2 separate regions of the Homo sapiens genome follow, and region 2 is linked to region 1. Evidence: read pairs that join two places in POLR2A ChIA-PET (ENCODE). Cell type or tissue: GM12878. All regions are shown on one strand.

What was found. ChIA-PET counts read pairs that join two places held together with the same protein. Peaks named below come from ENCODE experiments on the same cell type or tissue, not always from the same donor. Only the 100,000 strongest peaks of a DNase experiment are listed, where the experiment ranks them.
Region 2: POLR2A ChIA-PET joins it to region 1 with 7 read pairs; 1 of 35 experiments calls an interaction of 5 or more read pairs at or near these places.

Annotation. Positions count from the first base shown.
Region 1 is chr3:134,900,013-134,908,012 of GRCh38, forward strand. The region is part of intron 1 of EPHB1 (EPH receptor B1); the gene reads left to right. Among named protein-coding and RNA genes, the nearest start is that of EPHB1, 110 kb to the left of the region's middle. In GM12878, no CTCF peak of the experiment used is centred here; DNase peaks (open chromatin) are centred at 4,449 and 4,969; H3K4me3 peaks cover 1,335 bases; H3K27ac peaks cover 2,697 bases.
Region 2 is chr3:134,951,839-134,959,838 of GRCh38, forward strand. EPHB1 (EPH receptor B1) reads left to right here. Exons shown (of 16, transcript NM_004441.5): 3 at 1-214. Among named protein-coding and RNA genes, the nearest start is that of EPHB1, 160 kb to the left of the region's middle. RefSeq lists an enhancer at 4,893-5,142. In GM12878, no CTCF peak of the experiment used is centred here; a DNase peak (open chromatin) is centred at 4,783; H3K27ac peaks cover 2,808 bases.

The sequences.
Region 1 (8,000 bases):
ACCACTGTAGGAGAATGGACTTTGGGGCTAGATAAGACTCTGGTTAGAAGCGGGCTCTGGTTGCAGTATATACTGAGGCTTTGGATTCTTGAGCCTTGGTTTCTCCTTCTATAGAAATGTGACAATAGGGCCTGTCTCATAGGCTGCTGGGGAGTCATGGCAGGCAAAGGCCACAGTTGTGCTCAGACATGATGACTGTCATGGAGATTGTTCTGGCTGAGAAGCCATGGCCCTTGGAAGCAGGAATCTTACCTTTTACATCTTTAGGTCTCCTAGTGGTCCCAGCAAAGTGCCTGTGCTTGCTGGCTGCTCATTTTTTATTTTTATTTTTTTTGTAGTAGTAATAGCTGAATAGAGATAACCTAAAAAGGATTTGGAACCAGGAATAAATAGAATAAAATGGTAGTCAAGGAATAAGACTGGTGGTGTGTGGGTAGGGCAGCTTAGAGGGTGGGTGGAGAGGTAGAATCTTGGTCCTGAGAAATCAGGATATTTTAAGTACACATCTAAAATAACATGGACTTCAGGCCTCCAGGATGTCATGACTCCTCTTCCTCCTGCCCTCCTGCCTGGGTTAACGGGGCCCAGTGAGGAGGTAGACCTGGCAGAGAGATGGGAAAAAGCATGTGAGGACATAAGAGCAAGTGTGTGTGGTGTGCATTTGTGTGTGGCCATGGGTGTATGTAGGTGTGAGGAGGACCTGGGTGCATGTGTGTGTGTGAGCACAGGTGTATGTAGGTGTGAGGGGGCATGGGTGTGTACATGGTGTGCATTTGTGTGTTGGTACAGGTGGATGTAGTTGTGAGAGGCACATGGGTGTGTGTTGGAGGGTGTTGTGTGCATACATTGTGTTGGAAGGTCTCAATGGACCAACAGACACATTTATGTCCTCACATAGCATACAGTTGCATGGGGAAGAATGATGTTAATGAAATTGTTAGTTGCAAATGTGGTGACTGGTCTGATGAAAAATTAGGGGACTCTAAGAATTCATACAGTACCTAATTTAATTCACACTTGGGGCTTGGGATGTGGAACTTCTTTTTAAAAAAAAAACTTTTTAAATCTTATTATAATTTTATTGAGCATAGTTTAAATATTTTTACATTAATATGTACATATTTTCTTTCTTTAACATAACCACAATATTATTATCACATCTAAAATAATTAACACTAATTCTTTAGTGTTATCAAATACCCAGTCAGTGTTTAGATTTTCCTGTGTGTCTCATAAAAGTTTTACAGTTGGTTTATTTAAATCAGGATCTAAACAAAATCTACACGTAACACTTGGTTGATTTGTCTCTTAAAAGACTCCTTAGGCTCCTTCGCCCTTCTTATTTTTTCTTATTTTTCATTTAATTTATTTGTTGGATAAACCAGGCTACATGTCCTATAGCATTTCCCAGGGTCTGGGTTTTGCTGATTGTATCCCCATGGTGTTGTTTCCTGGTTCCTTGGTTCCCTGGACATCCTGCAAACTGAGAGTTACACCTGGAGGCTTGGGCAGGTTTGGGCCCAGTTTGGTTTCCCCACAGGCTTCTCACCTGCTGGCTTGGCAGCCACTGGTGGCCCATATGGGAAAGGCATCTCACTGAGTGCAGCCTCTAAGCTACAGCCAGCAGGGCAAGAAGAGTCATCCAGGGGAAAGGAATGGTGGCGTTCAAGGCAAAGGAAGCCATGGGTGCAGCTTGGGCATGAGAGAGGATGGGGGTGGAACTGAGGGCAATTCTGGGGAGCTGTGTGGGTGGCCAGGGAGAACTGCAGGAGGCAGAGACAGAGCAAAGCTGTAGAAATGTGGACTACTCCCTCAGCCTCTGTATCTTCATCTGTCAAGTGAACGCAGTACCTGTAACTACCTCTTAAAGGGGTTGTGGATGTTAAAAGAGTGGATGTGACATATTCAGCACCAGTGACTGGCCAATAGGAAAGGAGCAATACTTGTTATTTGTGATGCTGATGACAGTGACAATGTGGAGGAGGAGGGAAAGGGAGCTTGTACTTTTCTCTGAGATCCATGGGCAGCTATTGAAAGCTTTTGCATAAGGGACAGATATAATCAAATTTGCATTTATAGAAGTCCGACCTGTCTGTGAGATGAAGAGTGAATTTGGGAGGTGCAAGAAAGGGGGCGAGACAGTAGTTAGGGGCTGATGCAGGTGCCTAGGAGAGAGGGGGCTGTGGCTGTATGGGAGCAATGTCAGTGGATATAGAGATAGATGGAATTATTGGGAGATATTCAGAGAGGAAGGACAGAGAAGAAGTGATAGAAAAGTGGATGAGAGAGGGGAGCCAGGAGTCCAGGAGGGTGTACAAGTTTTTGGCTTGAGTCACTGGCAGGAGGAAGGTGCCACCCAGTGAGATGGGAAGTGGTCTCCAAAACTCCAGGATCCCAGACCAAGCATCAGTCCCAAGACTTTTATATTTATGTATATAGTGAATGTGTGCATGTGCTACTGTGCTAATGCATTTTGTGCATTTTAATATATGCAATAAAAGGAAATTATTTAAAAATCAGATAAAGATGAAATAAACAATATTTTAACAGATCTTGCTATGATTAAAATGGCTTCTTCATCTCATTAGCTGGTACAGCAGGCAGAATAAACACTCAGGGTAAGGTTCATCATTAATGATAGTGGAAGTATAACTGTATTTCATATAGCCTTCTTGATTATTTGATATTTTTGCCAATTTCTTGTCATATCTGATTAGATTATCCTAGTTTTTAGCTCTTCGTGTGGCTGATGAAGAGCTATTACTGGGAGTAGGGTGAGTGTCAGCAGCCTCAGGCTCTTGGGCTTTATTTATGCTTTAAGGTATCAGAGTGGTTCGACTTGAGTATCTTTTGCAGCAATTTTGAAAGCCACTTATTCCATCTCTATAACGGTTAGTTTAGTCTAAACCAGATAATGTGGCCTGGAAATGCTCTTCACCAGGCATCTGTAAATTGCCATATTCCATGCAGATAATGAACATGGAGTTAGGGCACCCTGGCCACCCTTCCGCAGGTTGCCCTTGCAGGCTTTTCAGGACACATGGTCCTGACTATGGCCCAAGTTGAGGGTACTAGGTCCCATTTGTATATTCGGTATTACTAAAACTTATGTTTCTCTCATCTTATTTGATGTATTAAAAATAAATAGAAATAAAAGTGCGGGCACTCCACTTGGAGCTCTGGGTGGCTCCGTGCCAAGCTGGGGACAACAAAGAGCTTATCTGGAGGTCGTTGGAAGGAGCAGGGCTCTGAGAGCCTGCTCAGGGCTCCAGTCTGGGCTCCTGCATTCCAGGCATCCCCTGAAGCTTTAGGGTAGCTCCTACTGGTGCTGGCAAAACAAGGGTGAGTGTATGGAATGAGAGAGGCTGACTCTTCACATCCAACCTCTCTGGCCTCTTCAGCAGTGTGCCCAGGAGAGAAGCCTCAGCTTGCCTCAAGGCCTAGGATGTGCTGACGTGCACAGTGAGCACCGGCACTTTTAGCAGCATCATTTGTCATTAAAATGAATTTGCTTGGGATCGCTGCTGCCCTTTCTGAGAATCTCCTTCTCAGAAGGTCCTTGGGGCTGGAAGTTTGGGGTCCTTTCACTGTCCACTCATGTATACTTCCCTTCCACCCAGCCTGGACTGTGTACGCCTGGACCAGGTTTTATTCTAGGGATGGGAATGATGGGGCCTTGGTAAATGGAGGGACCAAAGGTAAGAATTCTATCAAAGGTAAGAATTAGGTAATAGATTAACCAGACAGAGTTGGAAGGAAAGATTTGTGAAGTTATTAAAAATTGCTTGGTGTTCTAAAGCTGGTTATTATTCCATTGTTGCTAATTCTGGGTCCCAGTGAATCCACAGGAGAGAAGTTTCACTGTGACCCCACCGCAGCCAGATGTGCCCACGAAGGAAAAAGCCTGAAGGCATTTCAGGCCCTAATTGGTTGTTTCTGTAATGTTTTTCATTGATTGTGCAGCGGCAGTGCAAGCAGCTGCCCAGGGAGCAGAGCAGGCAAGCACCGGGGGCCTTTTCAGGAGGGTGTGTCTACCTGTCATGAGGCTGTCTGCTGCTGGCCTAGGAGATCTCCAAGCCCTTTTGGATCCCCCAGCCCTGGAAAGGAGGCTGGCTCCAGGTGGGAGAAGAGGTAGCACTCTTGCCCAATTAGGAGCCTGTAGCTCCCAGGCTTTCCTCCTCTGAGTGAACATTTCTTTCTGAGGCTGGATTCTGCCCTCTGATTATCGCAACACATCGCCTGTTTGCTTTTTCTTGGTTTAACTCCCACACTAATTTTGTGCATGAATGAGTACAGTGAAACCAGTTTAATTTGCTGTTAATTCTCTGTTCAAAATATTCTCTTCTGTTTAAGGGACATAGTCGCTTTCATCTCTGAGGCAGCGTGTGAAAGCAGGCAGCTGCTAGGGTGGTGGAGGGGTGCCTGCGAGTGGGTGTCAGCCTGGGCCAGTGTGTCTGTGGTCTGTGGTCTGTGGTGGGGGGTGGCAGGTAAGCACCATGGGGGTGGACATTTCTCAGAAGCAACAACCCACAGTTTTTGGGGCTTTACACTTGCTGAGCCAGCGGATGGTTTGACTCTGCATGGGAAAAAGTTCATAGCTGGGAGAAATACCTCCTCACCAAGGGGCTATGGCTGAGAGATTTTGGCACACACACTGAGTAGCTAGTCTCTTGGAGATCACGAGTATGGGATGGGGAAGTGAATTCTACAGCTGATCACAGATAGTCAGGGAAGACATCTGACTGTCATTTAGGAAACACAAACTTTAAACATTCCTTCAAAGTGTCTAAATATAGTGTTTATACAATTTGTTCAAGCTTAGTTGGTGAAAGAGATCTGTTTTTGACAAAATGTTCTTGTTTGGGTCTGCTATGCCTAGCTCTTTTACTTCTCTGCTTTAACCAGGGGCCTTTTAGGGGAGCGGGCTTTGCACCAGGTGGCAGAGTGCCCAGTCACAGGACTGCACTTGGAGAGACAAATGATCTCTACAGGAGCTGAAACTGTAAAACAAAAGTAATGGGGCATGATTCCACAGCACTGGTCACCATGAGTCAGCCCCTGAGACCATGTGGGAGTGGTTGTGGCTGTGGGTGAGGGTCCTGCTTCACTCCCCAATAGCTGCATCAGTACCCACCTCCAGTGCAGTGTTTCTTTAGAATACTCTTGTAAGTTGCAGGTAGAGAAGATTGGATGGACACTGGGGATCAGCCTTCCTCCACTTTCCTCTTTGGAGCTATCCAAAGTGCTGGCTGAGGGGGCCCCAGGAGCCTCTCTCTGAAGCCGACATATTTTCTCTGTGAGTTTCCACATGCTGCTGGCCTACCAAACTGATTGTGGAGTGTGCGCACTGCAGCCACTCCCCGCCACACCTTCCACACATTTCTCTTGTCACTTTCCGCATGTCAGGCATTTCTCTTGTCATTCCCGGCATTACTGACTGCCCAGCATTGCCAACCAGGGGGCAGGGCAAGCATTCTGCTTTGGGAAGCACATGTGGTTTATCCATCAGCCCAGCACATCTGTAGGGACCACCCGCTGGGAAAAGGTGCAATGGAGTGGAAGCCTAAGGAAAAGAGGAAGAGCAAAGGCAGCAGGTGGTGAGGTGGTTTTACAAGGGCCAGTCAGTGTGGCCTGTGGAGTACACCACACTTCTGGCCTCCTCTTTTCCTGTGCTGAGGTCTGGCCAAATCTGGACTGACTCTTGGCTTATGTTTCCTCTTGGTGCTGACCAGGAGCCTTGCTGTGGACATTTCCTCCCAACTGCCCTCTAAGCTGTGAAAGCCAGACAGAGCCTTGCCGTTTCCCCATGATTCCCAGGCAGTCCTTGGACTGTTTCGATTGAGCATCTTGCTGTTGGCTTCCCTTCTGAAGCCCCCTTTGCCCATCTGCTAGCTTCACTCCTCTGCCACCTGATTTTGCAGTATTGAATTTTCTCTTGGCTGATCTCCTTTCTCATACCTCTGATTGGTGGTTTCCATAAGATCAGAGGAGACTCTTCCGAGAGCCCAGGGCCCATGGCCCTTCTGAGCGCTCCCATGGTGATGCGATCCCATTGATGTGCCAAGTCTACAGAAACCCAGCTGACAAACACACTAATTATACACGTTCCTCTGCAAATTCATTAATGGCAAATGAGGCCTGTGTTCCCCATGTTTATTCTGTTTCCCTTTATACCCCTTTGGAAGGACTCAAATTCCTTTTTGAATTTTGTTGAAACCATTTAGCCCGAGGGGATAGCATCATAGATCAGAATTAGGCCAGTCATCTTCTGTAGGTACACTCTATTTAGATGACTTAGTAATATAAATTTTATTTAATTTTATTTTTGTTCATTGAGTATCCTCTGGGTTCCAGCTGGTGATTTTCTGGTATTCTAGAGGTCACACAAACTTTTGTGGACGTTTATAGGTATGCTGATAGCTGTAAGAGTTTTTTCTTTTAATTGTACAATAAAATAATGAATGAAGTGATCAAACGTGAAAAGACAAGTTTTAAATATCACTGATCAAATTCTTCTAGCATGTTTGTCCAGGCCACAACCCTTCACTATCTAGTGGTGGGAAAATTATATATCATGGGCCAAATCCAGCCTATAGTTTGCTTACATGAGGTAATGGCAATGGCAGAATTGAGTAGTTGCAACAGAGATCTTATGGCTCCCAAAGCCTAACATATGAAGTTTGCCAGCCGCCAGAGCAGACCATCATAACACTTATCAGAGCAGCCAGTGTGGTCAGTGGTAAACCAAGGCCCTCTTGGAGAATGTGCTCCTGGGTTGGGCTGGAGGACTTTACCTAGACCTGTGCTGCTTTGCAGCCCAGAGGCTATCACCCCAGAGGTCTAGGGAGTTGAGCCACCATTCAACTGATGGTGTTGTGTTCAGTTTGTGTAATGAGATCTCAAACAGTAGGGCCAATGCTTGTCTCTTAATGGTCTTCTAAGATAAGATAATGCCTGTGAAAATAGTTTATAAACTCTAATGGCTAGACAAGTGCTATTTATAAAAGGCATATATCTGAATCCAACTGTTTAGAAATAATAATAATTAGCATTGATAAGTGATTATTATGGGCCAGGTGCAGTGTTAAACACTTCACAAAAAGTACCTCATTCGATCTTCAAATTAACGTGGGAAACAGGTATATTGCATCCATGCTACTGATAAGAAATCTGGGGCTCAGAGAGGTTGTGTGGGTTACCCAGTGCCACATTGCCATTATCAACACAGCTTAGATTGGAACCTTTATCTTTTGACTTCAACTCCAGTGCTCTCTTAGTTGCACCATGGCTGGCTAGGTAAGAGTCCACTAAATAAAGTAGATATGTGTTTTCTTCTGCTGGTAGACAAAGCTTTGCATCATTTTTCTAAAGGAAGGGCAGATGGGCCCAAAGTGCTTGGTGAAACATAAAGAAAACACAGCTCAGTTGTCTCTGGCCATTACCAGATTTAACACTGAGATTTGAATGCTGTAGAGTGAAGTTCCGTGTCATTTTGCTGAGATGCAAATTTGACCCACAGGCACTAAGGTACCAGCCAAGAGGGATGCAAGTGCTTTGCTGATTGCCAGTTATCATCATTGCATTACATACATTAGATTAACTGCCTCCCGTGAAGTGGAAGAAAAGTGACTGACCCCCCTGCCCGCCCCCTCCCCACCAAGAAAGCCAGCCAGCACTGGTGATGGAAATCTTAAAGAAAAAGAGAATAGACATCTTATAAGAAAGAGTAGAACTTGGCTGTATTACTCAATTTAAAAATTCAGTAAAGTCTTGGGCCATGCCCACAGTAGATGTCATTGACTGATTGCATTTCGGAAGTGAGGGATAATTGTCTATGTCAGTGTTTGCCCCACATGTTCTCCCCTCTCCAGCCTGCTAGAATGTGGCCTCCCCTCTCCGGGCCTCCAACATGCTCCTGCTCTTAAATCCAGAGTCCTCCTGGTGCAGGGTTAGAGACTAGAAATTTCCAAGCTTCCTCCTTTGAGGTGCTGCACACCACA
Region 2 (8,000 bases), 52 kb after region 1:
AGCATTGTGCAAAATTTTGCAGTGTTTCCAGAGACTATGACAGGGGCAGAGAGCACATCTCTGGTGATTGCTCGGGGCACATGCATCCCCAACGCAGAGGAAGTGGACGTGCCCATCAAACTCTACTGCAACGGGGATGGGGAATGGATGGTGCCTATTGGGCGATGCACCTGCAAGCCTGGCTATGAGCCTGAGAACAGCGTGGCATGCAAGGGTAAGCTTTGGAGCCTCTGCTTCCTGCCCATCTATGGCAGGGCCAGATCTGCAAGGTTTCCCCACCAATAATTCTGGGTCATACAGGAACAGAAAATAGTCTAATGGCTTATTATAAAGCTCTGAGGACTCCCATTCCTAGTGCTAGGCCTGATGATTTTCCAATCATGTCCAACCAGGTTGTCCATATTTATTATTCATGGTGAGAGAAAGAGATGGGGAGAGTTTCAAACAGTGGAAAATAACTTAATAACCAGTCCATAATATTTAGTGTTGAAGTGTTGAATTTATCTCTCTCTCTTCTCTCTCTCTCTCTCTCTCACACACACACACACACACTCACACACACACACACCCCTATATCCTGCATCCAGCCCTAAGCTCTGGGGCTGGAGACTTTGGAATTTGGGTTGCCATGGACAATTCACTGAAGGGTAATTGAGAAGGGACTGAATTTGGAAAATATTTTAGTTCATTTCAGTCCAGCTCCCACAGCACTCAACTTGGTACTGAACCCGTGTAGCTCATTAACTCAAAGCCCTCTGGCTTGGCTGTCTTTCTCTAGGGGCTCATTGCCAGGCCCTGGAAGGAGATGAAACTATTGGAATGGGAGTGGGACTGTATCATGTGTTGTATTAACTTTTGCTTCTAAATGACACAGAGTAGTGCAAACTTTGCAGTTTGAAAATGTCAGGATACTGTGTGCTCATATTAGCCATCACTAGCACTAGCCCTAGAAAGCCCATATTCAACATGTGGCAATAAATGTGCTGAACTGGCTGCAGGCTCAGTCTGCTCTGGGAGTGAATAGAAGGATCTGGAGGCCCCTCAGCTTATGCATTGTCTAAGTGCATGGAAGCTGAACGTGGGGGAATCCAGGGTTGGGGAAGAGAAGACTGCTTTCCCTTATTAAATTTTGCTTGGAGCCTTCAAAGGTCCTGATTCTTTTACAAGGAAGCCTTCCTATATGGACCTCAGAAATGACCACCTTAACCTTAATGTACCCCTAGGGTTACCCTTAGTCCTTTGGGTCTTGGGGGCTGTATCAGCAACTTATTCTCCATTGTGAGCCTCCTGCCAGCTTCCCTCTCTGATGTCACCCCCACCCTGCCTGAGCACCAGACCAGCCTATGCCAGTTTACTTCCCCACTTACCTTGCTCCCCAGACACCTGCAGCTGAAGTGCCAAGCAGGCTTGTTAGTGCCATCAGCTCTGCAATCCTTTGGACTCAGCTAATTGCCTGGGCCAGAGCACTCACTCAGCCTTCCTGAGGCCTGCTGAGAACAGGGAGCTGCGCCTTTGTGTCTTTATTGGATTTCTTGGTCCTGGTACCCATGACGGATTGTGTGGAAACAAAGGAGAGAGAGTGCCAGATCTTAGATCCACTGATGCATCAACGTCAACAGTTTTAAAACCATCCCAGCCTGGTCCCACAGTCCTCCTCTTTGTCCCATTGGTTGGGATGGGTCACTATCTTTGCCATTTGGCAGGGTCTAAGTGGGGACCAAGGCACCAGGCTGAGTTCTTAAAGGCACAGGTGCAGCAGCTTCCCGGCATGCTTGCAGCAGCGCATGGTGGGTGATTTCTTTGGTTTTCAGAGGGCTGCCACACCACACTTGCTGGCTGGGGCACTCTCATTTTTCTCATTATATCCTGAGCAGAATGGCAGGAACCAGAGCAAGCATTGATTGGTTCTGATTTAATTGGGTCTCTGGGAACAGGCTTTCATTTCTTTGGGCTAATTGGAACTTTTCTTTTTTAGAGGGTTCTGCTGTCCGTGTAGCTTGTCAGTTACCTCCTGTGGCTGTCCTGAGAGGGCCTGTGAGGACAAATATGTAAATCCAAATTGTTTCTTTCCATTTCTCCTTCCCAGTCTCGATCCCCTCCTGAGTTTTGTTGGACATTTCTAATCTTGAGCTATTGTGAACATGGCTTGACTTTACAAACTACTTATTGCAAACTCATTGGAGGGTAAAGGAAATGGGGAACCCATGGCACCATCACTTTGCCTCTTCAGAGGCATGGGAAGCCACATTTTGGTAATATTTCTGAGCGTGGAGAGTGGCATCTTGGGTCTTGTGGCCCAGCATCCTGGCTGAACTCTGTGCCCTGAAAGGGAAGAGAAGGGCCCCTTGCCCTTGTCTCAAGAACTTTCAGCTGAATCCCCTGAAATCTTTGCCCTTAACTCTGCAGGTAACTGGACTCTGATGGCTGGCAAGGGGACCTTCGAGCAAAAGTGGTGATCTTGGGAAGACTCTGCACTCTTTGGTGGGGGGTGGGAAGTGCATTTGGAAGTACTTGTTACTGGTCTCCATGGTGTGTCTTCAGGGATAGGCTTTCCACTCATTTTTGGTGCTCACGGAGTGCTGCCAGATGGACATGGTGGCCATTCACAATGGTTTTGGTGTAGCCCACTTAGCACAATCATCATGAGGGCAGAAGCAGGGAGAATGGTGGATAACAGAGAATTGCAGGTGAGACACAGTGAGCCTTCAACAACGAACTCTCTCCCAACACAGCCCTGAGAATTGATGTCCTCTGAGCCTGGCTGGGTCAAATGCTGATGGCTCTATGATTCATAAAGTTGTGCTGATTTGATATATCTTTTCTGCATATGTGAAACTGGGACTTTGTAGGGTGGCAGAAAGAATAATCTCTCCGCTTCTGGTTCCATGCTATTTTTCCTGCATGGAAACAGAACAGACTTTCATTATGGCCAGGGAACTGTATTTTCTTGGCTTTCACTTTGCTTCTGTGAAACCGTCTCCTGTCAAAGTCGTGGTGACCAGTCGCTTGGCTGTGCAGAGGCACCTGGAGACCAATTAGACAGCACAGCCAGCAAAGAGTGGTCCTGGCCTAGAGCTGTTTCTGTTGTGAAGAGCGTGGGTGGTGAGAAGAGAACAGGTGAGAGGGGAGTAGAGGAAGCTATGGGGAGAACTTGCGCATTAGGATGTGTGGCAAGCGGCTCATGCATTTTCTAGAGGGCTCCTTGGCCTAAGGCCTGTTCCTGACATCCTTTCTTTTTTTTTTTTTTTTTTTTTTTTTTTTTTTTAATTTTTTTTTTTTTAATTATACTCTAAGTTTTAGGGTACATGTGCACATTGTGCAGGTTAGTTACATATGTATACATGTGCCATGCTGGTGCGCTGCACCCACTAACGTGTCATCTAGCATTAGGTATATCTCCCAATGCTATCCCTCCCCCCTCCCCCAACCCCACCACAGTCCCCAGAGTGTGATATTCCCCTTCCTGTGTCCATGTGATCTCATTGTTCAATTCCCACCTATGAGTGAGAATATGCGGTGTTTGGTTTTTTGTTCTTGCGATAGTTTACTGAGAATGATGGTTTCCAATTTCATCCATGTCCCTACAAAGGACATGAACTCATCATTTTTTATGGCTGCATAGTATTCCATGGTGTATATGTGCCACATTTTCTTAATCCAGTCTATCATTGTTGGACATTTGGTGGGACTGTAAACTAGTTCAACCATTGTGGAAGTCAGTGTGGCGATTCCTCAGGGATCTAGAACTAGAAATACCATTTGACCCAGCCATCCCATTACTGGGTATATACCCAAAGGACTATAAATCATGCTGCTATAAAGACACATGCACACGTATGTTTATTGCGGCACTATTCACAATAGCAAAGACTTGGGACATCCTTTCTTTACACACAGGCTGGTCCCATCAGGCAGAGTCACATTGGCCTGCTGACCTCATCTCACTAGTGACTCTGACCTCATCATGCATTTGTCTTTATAAAATTGTTAATTACTAGGAAAATGCCCCATCTACCCCAATTTCAAGTTATGCTCATAGTGTAGAGGATTAATGAGAAATCATAGCTTTGTCTTCCCTTCTCCCCTCTTCCCTGCTGAGGTTGGTGGCTAAGTCTATTCTCTGTGTAGGTCCCATGCAGCCTGGCTCTTCCTGTGCCAGGGAGGCCGAGTTGGCTCTCAGCAGACTCTCTCTCTCTCTCTACTGTGTAGCCTAAAATATTGCTTTAGCTGAAGTTGGACTGCAGGGAGGAAGGGGAGGAGGCTGGGGCTGTTAGAAGGAACCTGGCAGGGGCAGGCTCCTTATCTATGTGCTAGAAGCTCGAGGGCTGCAGTATCCCATAAGGGTGACCATGGGGGTGTCTCAGAAATAGGCAGAGAAGATATGACTGTCATATCTTCTGTGACAACCCCTGAGTGGCCAGATCCTAGCTGGAGCACTATGCATATGTGGATCTGTTCTTCCCCTGAGTGCTGCCTGAGGGCTTGGCTTTCCCTCCCAGGACATAGTCCTTGGAGTTTCCAGAAGAAGCTGCTTCATTAGGCTGCCTCTTTAGCTACACTGGGGACTCAGAAAATGACAATGCTATGCATAATTCTCCCTGCCATCCTCTCTTGCCTCTGCCCCTGCCCCAGGATGACCTTAGCTTGCTATTACAGAGGGCACGTGCCAACTTATGGTGCCTAGGCCTTCATTGTCTGGGGCTGTCATGCACAGGAGGTGCAGGTGGATGAAAGAGGAAGGGGGTATGCTTGGGTGCAAGAGACCTAACCTAAAGATAGGGGCTGGTTTTAGTCTTGGCTCTGCTGCAAACTTGCTACGTGGTTTTAGGTAAGTCCCTTTTCATTGACAGTCATATCTTCTCTGCCTACTTCTCAAAGTGTGTGAAAATGGATATGAGAATATTTTCTAAGCCATGCCATGCTACATATTGCTAGGTGTCATTGTCCTTAAGCTCTGAATCACCCTTATTAAGAAAATAAGATTCTGGAATGAAGATGGCATGGGACTCCCTCATCCAGAGACACAGGTCAGCAGGAATCCTGAATTCCCAGTCATCACCTTCCTGCATCTGCCCAGGCCCAGCTCCATGACCACCAAGCAGTGACAAGTGAAAACAGCAGAGAGGAATAAGCCACTGTTCCTCAACTGATCAAAGGGCAAGTTAACACATGTTTGAATGTTATGGCTCACATGGCCTGCCTTAAGCCAGGTGGTCTAGGCAGGTGGTCTTTGTGAAATGAAGGACCAAGTGGAGAGAGAAGACTCTCCAAGCCCAAGAGAGCCATGGTCTTCAGAACCAGCAATTTTTGACCCCAGGGAAGGCATGAGAGCCCTCAGAAAGGTTTTACAAAGTGACATCCCCAGTTGCCTCCTTCTGAGATGGTGATAAGTCTCGTATATGGCCCAAACATGGGGATTTTAAAAAATCCAAGAACCCCAGCTCTAAGCAGCAGACCAGGACCATGTATGTGACTGGTGTCCAGAAGAAAGGGACCCCAGGGTAGGTCACTGAAGATATTATAGGGTTACTGGGATTTGTAGACAGGATGAACCTGGGTGCCTGAGGGGATGAAGAAGGAGTCTGGGAGAGGGGACTGCAGGAGCAGGCTGGCAACTGGGTAGACCAAGAACAAAGCCTACAGGCCACCAGGAGGAAGGTATCCGAGCATCACTACCCCTTGAATAAAGACTGGAGGCTGGGGAAAGCCATACAGGGCAGCCCTGAACAACCCAGAGTATCAACATGATGGCACAGCTGATAAAGCCCGAAAAGGGCTCTTGGCAGGGAAAAGAGGGGCAGAAGCTGAAGACTGACTGTCTGGGTGTTATAGAAACAAACATCCCTGCAGCTAGCCAGCACCAGCTGGGTCCCTAGGTACTGTCTTAAGAATGCCAGGGGTACCACTACTGGTCCCAGCAGCATGATCAAACCTGCAGGACTCCTATTTTCTGCTCAGGCCTACAAATTGGGGCTGGGAATGAGGATGCATGACTTTAACTGGGAATCTGTGTAGGTTTTCCAGAAGGCTCTCAGATCACCTATGACCATTCTAACTCTGGACATTGGCAGGGCCTTTACAACTCTAACAGAAGAACAGAACAGCTCTCGATGTGCCTGTCTTCCCATTTGGTGTCTCTCTGCAAGTTATGGCTGGTGATCCCACCAGCACTGCCTTAGGCTCTCCTCTTGTCAGACGCTTGCTGTCCTCTCCTTCCTGGCTGCTTCTTCATTCCTCCGCCCTCTCCAAGTGGGGACTTTTTTCTTTAGTAAAGAAAACCTACATGTAAATTCCTTCATGCCTGGAAACCCAGGGGACATTTTGAACCTTTCAACAGTTTCTGCACCTTTGTCAGCTTGAGCAGCTGAGATGAGCCACTTTATAAGCCTGGGGGAGTTGAGATGAAAAATTTGCAGGATTTGAAAGTGGAAAAAATACATCTAATTTAGCTCTTCTTGGAAAAAGAGGTTTTCGGGGCCTGCTTCCATCTCCCTTAGGGTTGCTGGTCCCAGCTCTGGGTTCCCCCTGCCTCCTCATCCTGAGCTGCTGAAAGAGAAGGTGAGGAACACAAGGGAGTGTGTGTGTGTGTGTGTGTGTGTGTGTGTGTGTGTGAGGCCTCAGTGCTGGAAGCCACATTCAAGGGCACCAAGGAGCCCTCTCTGCTCTCTCAGTCCCATCAGCTATTGGCTGGTGAGAGGGAAACCACAGCCCAGATAGCCTCCTCTCAAGCTCCAGGGAGACCGGCTGTGTTCAGGGCCAGGGGAGGCCAGGGTCATTAACACCGCAGCCCTGTAACATGAGCTTCATAATAGGATTTCCCAACAGGCTACTTCATTTAGAAACCTCTCGGGCCTCCTCTGCTCCCCATGGCGGCCCTACCCAGCGACCCCCAGAGAGGAATCAGATGTAATTGGCTGTCTGTAATTGACTGTGACACCGGCATGAGCAACAGCACAGGGAGCTGGAAGGATGCCCCTCTGCAGCATGGACTCCAGGATGCTGGGCTCTGGAGGCGGCAGAGGATGGCAAGCGGGAGTTCTGGGTTCCAAACCCCCTTGTGCTCTGCATAATGATCCTTTCTGCCTTTGAGACACAGGGCTAGAAGCACCCAAATTCCACTAGTGTTGAGCAAATAATCCTGAGTCTTCCAGGCCAATGTTAGAGCTACTGATCATGATTTGGCAGCGTCCCATGCATGAGAGCTGCCCTAGGTGGATTTTGTTTGAACTTGGTCATCCATGACTTAATATATATGTATTATCAAAGATGATGACAGAGACATCATATGGTTATTACTGAGGTGGGGTGGGTAGTGGGAACATCACCACGTCAGGAGTCCAATAGGGGCCCTAATGCCATCGTTTTCTTCACCAACGTCTTCCCATGAAGACCTCTGGGGTCTGAAACTGCTGGAGTGAGTGGTATGGAGATGCTGAGAGACTGCCTCATTTATCCAGAGAGGGGTCCGCCAGGAGCATTTCTGGGCACCAGTCTAGAGAGCCATGGCTAGTTAATGTTAGCACTGGGATTAGAACTCAGGTCTAGGGAGGCCACTATCTGCCTCCACTTCTGAGACTGGCTTTTGCTAAAAATAACCATCCTTTAAAGCACACCATGTGTTTTCAGGAATATCGAACTTCTGTCAACTGTCTCTCACAAATGACCCTCTCTCTTGTGTTTTTATACCTTATTTCTTCTTGGGGTTCTGGTGGCTCTGTGGTTACACATTTCTGCACTGTCCCTCTGCACAGGACTCCATGTCCACTATCACCACCTCCTTTTTAATCCCTCTAGGGGCAGCTCCATCTCTCCAGAGAGCTCTGACATGTTAAGCTGCTTATGAACCAGCAGATAATACACAGCCCCTCAGAGGGCAATCTGAGGCTCACCAGGGAAGAAAAGGCTCTGAGGCTTTGTGCTTACAGGAAAGGGCAGAGGGAAGGAAGGGAGCTGTGGACTGGGGGATTGTGTTTCTCTTATTTGTATCAAGGACCCTGCAT